Linked DNA regions of Homo sapiens: region 1 is linked to region 2. A link is an interaction called in ENCODE POLR2A ChIA-PET data of the cell type or tissue named here. Cell type or tissue: A673. All regions are shown on one strand. Each heading gives the region's core, and the rest is flanking DNA. Links, peaks and the distances in the headings are about the cores only.

Region 1 (2,927 bases), core at 235-2,734, 300 kb after region 2:
TCTGTGATCCCACAGGTTCTGACTTTATTCCAGAGGAGACACATTTCAAAGACTGGTGAAAAGAAAGGTTTAAGAAAAGCCACCTCACCATAAAATTGCATCCTAAGAATCCACTGCACAAGGTGTGCATTCTCATACACCCCAGGAGGGAAAAAATTGGTACAATCTTTCTAGTGGTTAATTTAGAATATGTACCAAGAGACTATAAAAAATTCATAATCCTTAGTATTTTCACTTCTAGGAATCTAGCATAAGGTGAATCTGATATACAGAAAAAGTGTTTAGCTACAGAGATATTCACCTCAGTGGGAGTGAAAAAAAACTTGAGTCTAACACTAAGAGAATAGCTCAATAAACAACAGGACAAATGCCTGATAAAATCTTAAGTATCCACTTAAATGTTTATGAAGAGTTCCTAACGATATTTGAAATGCTTAAACGATTAAACTGAGAAAGCAAATTCTATATGCCAAATGTCTATGCAGCATAATTACAGTCTTTTGGTAAAAAACAAAAAACACTAACATGACCATACAAAAGCAGCTGCAAATAGATAAAAACAGAATAAAAACTGTAAAGATATACACCAAATAAAAGAGATGTTTGCCATTGAGTTGAAATATCTTTCTACTTTTTCATAGCTTCCAAAGTTACTATATTGACAATGTGCAGTTTTCTCATAAATAAGTAAACTTTGGACAGAAGCAGCCCTACACCCCTACGGAAGCAAGACCACTTCTCTGGGTCCCTAAGAACAGAACTCTAAGATTCTGTCTTTCATTTCTCATTGCCATTACCAGATTTTGCTTTGACAACTAACAAGCCTTACTTCTGTGGCCAGCAATTCTTCAGCATCATCCAAGCTCTCCACAGTAACTGCTCCACAGGAGCAAAAGTGGAAGTCTGAGGGATTTGCAGATACCAGGAGCAGGTCTAGAGTGGGAAAACGATTCGTTAAACAGCTTAAAGAAATCTGCAAGGCCTTAGAAAATAATTGGTCAATATTCGCAGTTTAGTCTACAGTTTATATCATACTTGTAAACAAGCCAAAATAAAATCCATATTTTAGACCCAAACTTCTACAATCAATGTTTGCCCTCTATTAACTTGTCAGTCATGTGTTAATGCCTCCCAAGAGAAGACAGGCTGGCAAATTCAAAAAGCGGATTCAATTGCAGCAGTTTCAATTGGTGTAAAAAAAAACAAAAACAAACAAACAACAACAACAACAACAAAAAGACACGTAATGTGTGTTGGCAAAACTCTGAAAACAGGAATTTGGCCTAGATTTATGACTGAGGGCTGGAGGATAAAAGTATTTTGTAAAATTATAAGTAGAACAGACCTGAGCTTCAAAAGCTACGAAGCAGCCAGAAGCTGGGGTCAGCGCCCAGGGAACATTAGCAGGGCAACCCTGTCACATCACATCCTCGCTATTAGAGAACTGAGTCTGTCTTTCAAGGGATCCATAAATCAGCTGCTGTGTTCAGTGCTGCACCCTGATATGTCTAAGAGTCCTGACATGATTCACTTAGTCAGGAAACATAATCCAGGCTGAAGCAGAGGCAGGCTGTCAGCCGCGCATCATCAGCTGACTTGGCAGAATCACATTAACCTTTCACTGTCCAACACTTGCTCCCAGTGAAGTTTTTTTGAGCTGATCTTATTTTTCTATTTATTGCTCAATAAAGTGAAAATCGGTTATCTTGAACTCCAAATCTCAGAAACAAAGAAATTGGGCTACATAAATGTTCATAGCAGTTTTGTTAGAAAACAAGTCAAATAACCATCTGCAGTTGAATGGGTTAACAAACTGTTGTATATTCATACAGTGGATTATTATTCAGCAAACAAAGGAATAAGCTATAAATACGTGCTAGAACATGGAAGAATTTCAAAATAATTATGCTGGGTAAAATAAGCCTGACAAGAAGAATATACACTCTATGATTTTGTCTTTAAACATTCTAGAAAATGCAAACTAATCTGTGGTGACAGAAAGCATATTAGTGGTTACTTAGGGACTGGGGCTGGGAAAGGAGGGCTCCAATGAGTGAAAAGGGACAGGAGGGAGGTATTATAAAAGATCCAAGGACACTTTTGAAAGTATACATGCATTATGTTGATTGTGGTGACAGTTTCATACACACTCATATATATGTTAACACTTACCTGTTATATACTTAAAACACGTGCAGTGTACTTTAGGTGAAAAGAACATCAATAAATTTGTTTTATAAAACTTTAAAAATAAAATTGGCCTAGCTTAAATCCAGCAGAAGGTGAATATGTGTATTTTAATAAAAATATCCTGTAAAAATTTTTACAGTACTTGTTTTTGAAATGATTTTTATTTTTTAAATTGACAATTTAAAATTGTATATATTTATGGTGTACAACATGATGTTTTGATACATGTATACATTGTGGAATGGCTTATTCCAGCTAAGTAATGTATCTGTCATTTCACATACTTTTTTTTTTGTGGTGAGAATATTTAAAATCTACTCTGTTAGCCATTTCAAGTATATAATACATTGTTATTAACTATAATCACTATGTTGTACAATAGATCTTCTGAACTTATTCAACTTTTTTAGATTCTACATGGGTGAGATCATGTGGTATTTGTCTTTCTGTCCCTGCCTTATTTCATTTAGCATAATGTCCTTCAGGTTCATTCATGTTGCCATACTTGACAAAAATAACAAGATTTTCTTTCCTTTTCTTTTGAGGCAGGGTCTCATTCTGTCACCCAAGCTAAGGTGCAGTGGCATGATCACAGCTCACTGAAGCCTCAATCTCCCAGGCTCAAGTGATCCTCCCACCTCAGCCTCCCTAGTAGCTGAGACCACAGGTGTATGCCACCATGCTCAACTAATTTTTAAATTTTTTGTAGAAACGGGGTCTTGCTATGTTGCCCAGGC
Region 2 (2,883 bases), core at 384-2,883:
TATTTTTAGATATGAGAGCTATACAAAGAATTCACCTGCAATGCAATCAATTAATAGTTGTCCTCTATAACAAGTAGGTAAATGGACTACAGGATTTGTCCACTTACATTGAATAGAATTTGTTCTACAGCTGTTCACAGTGTAGTAAGACCTCTGTTGCTCTCGCCCTATCCCGGGACTGCTCTAGGAATCTAGCTTACTTCCTACCTGCTCTGAGACACAGTTGTACAAGCTCAAATGGAGACATTCTAAGAATAAATTAGCTTCTAAGGCATTCTGAAAACAGCAATGTTTGTAAGATTTTTTGGTTTTTTTGGTGGGGGAAGCAGACACAGGATCACATTTTCAGAGTGATAAGCTTATCTAGAACCTCATTCCATAACACTGGGGGCTTATGTACAACCTCCTCCAAGGATGAAAATTCTCCTTCAGTTTTTTATCTAGATGTCTCTTTAGCCCCTTTTGTAGAGATATTTACACTACCACTAGAATAGTATTGCCTAGTTACCTATTAACTTATTCTGAAGTCATTACAGTTGACCCTCGAACAATGCAGAGGTTGGTCGTTAGGGGCACTGATCACTTTGTGCAGTAGTTTTGACTCCTCAAAAATTTAACTAACAGCTTACTTTTGACTAGAAATGATACTGATAATATAAACAACACGTATTCCTTATGTTATATGTATTATATACTGCATTCTTACAGCAAAGTAAACTAAAGAAAATATTAAGAAAATCATAAGAAAGAAAATATGTATTTACTATTCATTAAGTGGAAGTGGATCACTATAAAGATCTTTATCCTCATTGTCTTCATGTGGAGTAAGAGGAGTGGTTGGTCTTGCTGTCTCAGAGGTGGCAGAGGCAGAAGGGGAAGAGGAGGTGGAAGAGGACGCAGAACAGCAGGCATACTGGTTGTAACGTTTATTGGGAAGTCTGCCTATAAGTGGACCTGTGCAGTTCAAACCCTGATTTTACAGGCTACTAGGTGGAAGGGACTTGCCTTGTCTCAGATTAACCTTGTTTTTGGACTTGGACTTTTGGGGTTAATGCTGGAATGAGTTAAGACTTTGGGGGACTGTCAGGAAGGCATGATTGTGTTCTGAAATGTAAGGACATGAGATTTGGGAGAGGCCGGGGCAGAATTACATGGTTTAGCTTTGTGTCCCCACCCAAATCTCATCTTGAATTGTAATCCGCAAGTGTTAAGGGAGGAACCTGGTGGGAAGTGATTGGATTATGGGTATGGTTTCCCCATGGGGTTCTTGTGAAAGTGAGTGAGTTCTCACAAGATCTGATGGTTTTATAATTGTCTGGCATTTCTCCTGCTCACTTCTTCTCCTTCCTGCGGCCTTGTAAAGAAGATGCCTTGCTTTCCCTTGGCCTTCTGCCATGATTGTTTAAGTTTCCTAAGGCCTCCCCAGCCATGCTGAACTATGAGTCAATTATACCTTTCCTTTAAAAATTACCCAGTCTTGGGCAGTTCTTTATAGCAGTACAAAAACGAACTAATACAACAGTATTTATCAAATTGTAACTAGAAAGGAAGTAGAAACTTGATACAATGGGCAAGTTAATCTGGTCTAATCCCTAAATCTTATTAAATATGACTTCTTGATTATTTTCTTAACATTTATTTATTTATTTAGAGATGGAATCTCGCTCTGTCATCCAGGCTGGAGTGCAGTGGTGCAGTCTTGGCTCACTGCAACCTCTGCCTCCTGGGTTCAAACGATTCTCCTGCCTCAGCCTCCTGAGTAGCTGGGATTACAGGCACGTGCCACCATGCCTGGCTAATTTTTGTATTTTTAGTAGAGACGGGGTTTCACTGCATTGGCCAGGCTGGTCTCGAACTCCTGACCTCATGATTTGCCCACCTCGGCCTCCCAAAGCGTTGGGATTACAAACGTGAGCCATGGCGCCTGGCCAGCATTTTATTTTTAATCACATGTATTGAATAGATTATCTAAGACCACTTCCAGGCTGCTTTCTGTTTTGCCATGCAGCAGAGCTCTAAACCATCTTATAACTCTAATCAGTTGGTATGGTCATGGAATTCCTATTCATCTAAACATAATATGATTTCCCAGAAAATCTTCTGAGAAAATACCCCTCAACACTAGGCAAATATGATGTCTTCCAAATCACTCTTTTAAAGATCTTTGCTTTGCTTTTTGGACCACATTACATTATTTAGTTATTTAACAACAATTTGTTAAATCCTTATTAAGACAAAATGCTGAAAACTGAATCCTACTGCCCTTCTTTAATAATTTTTATAATTGGGAGTACCCCTAACCCTGAAGTTTCCTTATAACTTTTTTTTTTTTTTAAGAAAATGTGTTCCCACTTTGATACCTTATTGTCAGTCCTAATCGTGACTTTCAGTTGCGGTAGTACACGTTCCACTTCTAGGCTCCATTCTGCAGCATCTGTTGTGGATTCCAAAATATCTTCTTGTTTGGCAGTCTCGTTCATATCCTAAGAAAGGAAAGATATCACAAGATTGAGAGTTTATAAAAAGAAATGGTAAAAATTTGAGGCATTTTAGCAGTACTGCACAATTTAAATCAAGAATTGGTAGTGTTAAAATTATAGTGGAAGAAGAAATTATTTTCTGTCTTCCTACAATGTTGAAAGAAAATAATGCACCAACCTGGTAGAATAGCAAAATATGTATTAAAAAAGAAGCAAATATATGATTCAACTATTTTTACAAGGAAAAATGTTTCTGAGACATCAGATTGAACTCAATAGGAATACCATCAAATGGACCAACAAGCCATTTAGGTATGTTAATTGGTAACAGTAGAGAAGATGTTTGGTAAGAAAACTCACTCATGTTTGGTAAGAAAACACTTAAATCGGGCATGGTGGTGGG

What was found. Peaks named below come from ENCODE experiments on the same cell type or tissue, not always from the same donor. Only the 100,000 strongest peaks of a DNase experiment are listed, where the experiment ranks them.
Region 1: POLR2A ChIA-PET joins it to region 2 with 12 read pairs; 2 of 35 experiments call an interaction of 5 or more read pairs at or near these places.

What each region holds. Positions count from the first base shown.
Region 1 is chr3:108,485,594-108,488,520 of GRCh38, forward strand. It overlaps MYH15 (myosin heavy chain 15), which reads right to left. Exons shown (of 41, transcript NM_014981.3): 10 at 830-933. Among named protein-coding and RNA genes, the nearest start is that of MYH15, 24 kb to the right of the region's middle. In A673, for the core only: no CTCF peak of the experiment used is centred there; a DNase peak (open chromatin) is centred at 1,548.
Region 2 is chr3:108,189,161-108,192,043 of GRCh38, forward strand. It overlaps IFT57 (intraflagellar transport 57), which reads right to left. Exons shown (of 11, transcript NM_018010.4): 6 at 2,361-2,483. Among named protein-coding and RNA genes, the nearest start is that of IFT57, 32 kb to the right of the region's middle. RefSeq lists a silencer at 189-389. In A673, for the core only: no CTCF peak of the experiment used is centred there; no DNase peak of the experiment used is centred there.